Regions from separate parts of the Homo sapiens genome. Here region 1 is linked to region 2. A link is an interaction called in ENCODE POLR2A ChIA-PET data of the cell type or tissue named here. Cell type or tissue: GM12878. All regions are shown on one strand.

Evidence for each region. Peaks named below come from ENCODE experiments on the same cell type or tissue, not always from the same donor. Only the 100,000 strongest peaks of a DNase experiment are listed, where the experiment ranks them.
Region 1: POLR2A ChIA-PET joins it to region 2 with 6 read pairs; 3 of 35 experiments call an interaction of 5 or more read pairs at or near these places.

Annotation. Positions count from the first base shown.
Region 1 is chr21:43,804,244-43,806,743 of GRCh38, reverse strand. RRP1 (ribosomal RNA processing 1) reads right to left here. Exons shown (of 13, transcript NM_003683.6): 13 at 1,451-2,500. AATBC (apoptosis associated transcript in bladder cancer) reads left to right here. Exons shown (of 2, transcript NR_026961.1): 2 at 156-986. Among named protein-coding and RNA genes, the nearest start is that of AATBC, 7.1 kb to the left of the region's middle. RefSeq lists enhancers at 480-779, 1,140-1,279, 1,330-1,559. In GM12878, no CTCF peak of the experiment used is centred here; a DNase peak (open chromatin) is centred at 1,083; H3K4me3 peaks cover 476 bases; H3K27ac peaks cover 2,500 bases.
Region 2 is chr21:43,721,855-43,724,354 of GRCh38, reverse strand. The region is part of intron 1 of PDXK (pyridoxal kinase); the gene reads right to left. Among named protein-coding and RNA genes, the nearest start is that of PDXK, 4.0 kb to the right of the region's middle. In GM12878, no CTCF peak of the experiment used is centred here; no DNase peak of the experiment used is centred here; H3K4me3 peaks cover 802 bases; H3K27ac peaks cover 185 bases.

The DNA of each region.
Region 1 (2,500 bases), 82 kb before region 2:
GGGTGCTGGGGCACCAAGTCAGGAAATGCTCTCAAAAGGCTCGGGGGAGAAATGCTGTGTGTCTGCAATGTTTCTGTAAGGTTGAGAGATTGTTTTTCCAGGAAAAAGCAACATCATCCTCATCCCAGCCCTGTGCTGTTACTCCCACTCCACAGGCAGGCGAGTGGAACCACAGGTGCTTCCCGTCCTGGTCACAAAGTCAGAGTGGCTGGGCCAAGTGTCCTGAGAAGAGTCACCTCCTGGGATCCCATCAGCCTGGCCATAGCAGAACACCCAGACAGGGGCCCATCCCCGAGGCTCAACTCAACGCATGCAGCCACTGTAGAAAAGTCTGGAAAGTAGTTCTTCAACCGACTAGACATGGTGAGCCCAAAACCCAGCCATGACACTCCTAGGCATCTGCCCCAGAGGAATGAAAGCATCCATCCCCTGCAAACTCATCCTTACACAGCAGCGTGACTCAAGACGGCCAAAGGCGGAAACACCCCAAACGTCCATCAGTGGACAAACGGGCAGATGCAATGCACTGTCTGTACCGTGGGATGTCACTCAGCCATATGAAGGAAAGACTCCAGTGTGGATGAGCCCTGGAACCACGGTGCTGCGTGATCCCGTAACACATGGCCAGAACAGACACGGCCCGGAACCTGAGGCCGGGAGGATGCGTGCAGGTGGCGGGGAGACAGAGGGGCGATGGCCCAGTTTCTTTTGGGCTGAAAATGGTCTAAAGTTGACTGTGGTGATGGCTGTACAACTTTGAATATGCTGAAAACTCGAATTACACACTTCAGTTGGGCGAACTGTACTCCATGTGAATTACCTCTCGATGGTTCTCTCCTGGGCTCAGGCGCTTCTCCCACCTTGGCCTCCTGAGTAGCTGGAACTACCATTCATGTGCGGAAATAAAACAACTCGGTCTCAAAAAAAACTCAACTCAAAACTCAGTCTCAAAAATAAAAAAATAAAAAAGTAAAAGAGGCTACCAATAGGAGAGGAATTCAGTCATTCATGTCATAAGCACAATGCGGTTATTTAAAACAATTCTGAATATGGGGAAACGTGCACCCAGCAGGGCCTGGAAACAGCCAGAGCGTGACAGTGCCGGCGCAGCCATGAAAAACCCCTCCCTGTGAACACACATGTGAAAGAAGATGCAAAGTCACTGTGGCTTCCAGTTTCACAACTGCAATTCGGCATCTCTAATTTGCTTTTTTCCAGAAACTTCTGTTAGCATGGTTGTTTCCTTAGCTTTTGACCAAAGAAACTTCAAAAACAAGAAAGCGTTATAATGCACCCCGTTCCCTTCCAAAGGCCTCCAACTGCAGGGGCTCGTCCCAACAGGCCCTGCTGGGGGTAAAGAGGCCAGGCCCAGGGGAACACTGACCAGGCCCAGGGGACACTGCCCAGACCTGACGCTCGCCACCGGCAGTTTACGTTAGACACGCTTGTCTTTTTTTTTTTTTTTTTGAAACAGAGTTTCCCTCTCGTTGCCCAGGCTGGAGTGCAATGGCGTGATCTTAGCTCACCACAACCTCTGCCTCCCAGGTTCAAGCAATTCTCCTGCCTCAGCCTCCCGAGTAGCTGGGATTACAGGCATGTGCCACCACGCCTGGCTAATTTTGTATTTTAGTAGAGATGGGGTTTCTCCATGTTGGTCAGTCTGGTCTCAAACTCCTGACCTCAGGTGATCTGGCCACCTCGGCCTCCCAAAGTGCTGGGATTACAGGTGTGAGCCACTGTGCCTGGCCACGCTTGTCTTTTTAAGTTCCTTTGGGGAAAGAACCCTAACCCCTAGAACAGGGGCCCTGGCCTTCCCTCTCCTTGGCCCCTAACTGTGCCCTAAGCCTGCCCCGGCCGCCCAGCTGAGTGGGACTGAAGGAGGTGTCACCAGGTGCCACCTGCCCGGGGTTGGGGGACACTCGAATGCAGCAGGGCTTTGGGGAACCGGATGCAGTCCAGGGTCTGCACAAGGCCAGCCACAGCCTAGAGGTCCTTCCTGGTCCCAGGCCCACTCCAAGCCCTGGCCTCTCGCTGGATCCCACACGGCCTGGCTGGCTGGGCACCCATGGAACAGAAGATGCGGGCAAAACCCAACGCAGCGGCCCCTTGTCACCTATGCAGGCTGTGGCCACAGCGCTGGCGGCAGACAGGCCCTTGTTCCATGCAGGTGGAAAGCCCTGGGCTACTGTCAGCTCTCCGTCGCCACAGTGGGGACCCGCCACCTCCCTCACAGGCTCCAGCAGGTGTGAAGGGGAGAGGGGCAGGGAGGACGCTGAGGGTGACCTGGCTGAGGGAAAGAGGTGCGCAGCCTGCGGACCCGCGGGTACCCAGGATGGCGGGGCGCTCCTGCCTCCAGGAACAAGGCTCTCGCGGAAGCCAGGTCTTCCCACCACACACACGCTCACCCCGGGCAATCCAGGCCTTACTGGAGCTGAATTCCTTGCACAACTCTAGACCCCAGATTGAGGGGGAAGCAAAAGAGCCCCGTCCAGACAGCCCT
Region 2 (2,500 bases):
CTCGGCCTCTGCCACAGCTACTTTTGCCAATGTCACAGCAGGTAGGAGTCAGGTGCTGACATCCAGGGTTCCAGGGCAGGGAGCCCCCTGCCTCTTCCTGTGGGGCGCTTGAGCCACAGTCCACCTGCCTAACGGGCATGGCATTGAGGCCCCTAGACAGAGAAATACAACCTCCGCCAAGCCCCCTCAGGTGTCTCAGGTCTGCTCCGCACCGACGGACCACGAGAATGAAAGAATGCGGCTGCCTGCAGGCCCCAGATGGAGCCAGCCACCTCACAGGGTCTTCTGGTGGGGGCTGCAGGGAGTCCCATGGTCTTGCCTTCTGGTCTCTGCGATGTGGTATTTAAATGGGTCTCGAGCTAAGGCCCCAAGTGAGATTCTCAAAGCCATGGAATCCAATCATGGAATGTCTGATGTCCACAACCTCCTCCCTAGGAGCGGCCCTGTGAAAGCGCACCTGCACTGTGGTCCTGCAGCACGGAGGTCACATGTGTCCCAGGCGGCAGTGCCTGGCACCCAGCCTCGGCGGCTCCAGAGGCTGACAGATGAAGGACACGGATATCACCCAGCCAGCGGGAATCTACTACCTGTCCATCTGGACGGGATGCACAGTGACAGGACAGGCTTGCCTCTCCCCACAGGGCAGCTACTGGCCTCAGACGTGCTTGGGACAATCTCTGCACAGCCCAGTTTGGAGACTCACAGCTGTGCTGCTCCCCTCACTTCCAAAAAGGACGTCTTGACGTCATCAACTTCTGGGCCTTTAATTCACCCCTTGGTTTATGCCACTTTCAAATTTCTCTGAAGGCTCCTTCCAGATTGAATGCTGGACCCTCGAAGGATATGTTTAACTGAAACCTGTGAAGGGGACTCTATTTGGAAAAAGGATCTTTGGGCCGGGCACGGTGGCTCACGCCTGTAATCCCAGCACTTTGGGAGGCCGAGGCAGGCAGATCACCTGAGGTCAGGAGCTCAAGACCAGCCTGGCCAACATAGTGAAACCCCATCTCTACTAAACAGAAATACAGAAAAATTAGTCAGGTGTGGTGGTGCATACTTGTAATCCCAGCTACTCAGGAGGCTGAGGCAGGAGAATTGCTTGTACCTGGAAGGGGGAGGTTGCAGTGAGCCTAGATCGCTCCATTGTACTTCAGCCTGAGCGACAGAGTGAGACCCTCGTCTCAAAAAAAAAAAAAAGAAAGAAAAAGAAAAAGAAGGCCAGGCGTGGTGGCCCCATGCCTGTAATCCCAGTACTTTGGGAGGCCGAGGTGGGCGGATCACGAGGTCAGGAGATTGAGACCATCCTGGCTAACACGGTGAAACCCCGTCTCTACTAAAAATACAAAAAAATTAGCCAGGCGTGGTGGCGGGCGCCTGTGGTCCCAGCTACTCAGGAGGCTAAGGCAGGAGAATGGCATGAACCCGGGAGGCAGAGCTTGCAGTGAGCCGAGATCGCGCCACTGCACTTCTGCCTGGGCAACACAGCAAGACTCCGTCTCAAAAAAAAGAAAGAAAGAAAAAGTATCTTTGCAGATGTAAGATTCCAAGATGAGATCATGCCAGATTATCCAGGTGGGCCTGAATCCCATGTTAAGTGGACTTTTAAGAGAGCACACTGGGCGGAGGCCACGTGAGGACAGAGACAGAGACTGGAGTGATTCGGCCGTGAGCCCCAGAAGCCTGGGGCCACCGAGAGCTGGAAGAGGCCGGGAAGGACCCTTGTATGGAGGGAGCATGGCCCTGCCCACACCCTGGTCTCAGACTTCTGGCCCCCAGACTATGAGAGGTGAATTTCTGCTACAATGAGCAACCTGGTTTGTGGTACTTTGTTTTGGCAGTCCGGGCAAACTCCTACATGACCCTAAGGCTGCATATGGTATTTTCAATCCAGCAAACTCATACATAACCCTACAGCTGTGTACCTTAGGGTTACGGAAGCAATAGAGCAAAAGGGGTTGGGAGGCTGCCCTGAGGGCCCCAGGATCTCCCCCATGCAGTGAGGCCTACAGAAACATGTGAGCTGCTGAACTGATAGCCAGGAAGGCTTTCCACACATACACACCTGGGGCTCCAAAGAGCCAAACCTCCCAGCCCTGGAAGAACCTGAGGTTTCCTACACCCAAGAGGAAACAGTCCTAGCAATGTGGAAGGGCAGATGGCCGCAGCCACTAGTTCCCTCCACTCCTTCCTGTCTAGAATCCAAGCCAGAGCAGCGGGGAAGTGCCCCACCCCAGGGTGCATCCCATGGCCTGTCTTGGGCAGGTCTGTGCTTGACTTGGGCAGCCCCCCCAGCTCCTCTCCTCCATGCACCCCCAAACCTCAAGCCTGCCCTTGCCCTCTGCGTTCTATCTGCAAACCCCAATCATGCTGCCTGACACACTGCACCTCCTGCCAGTACTGGTCATGCCAACATGTTCCCTCCTTTAGTTCCCCACCACTAATATGTACCTTAGGCTTAGGCCCAGAAACAAAATCCAAACACAGGCTCAAGGTTTTGCTC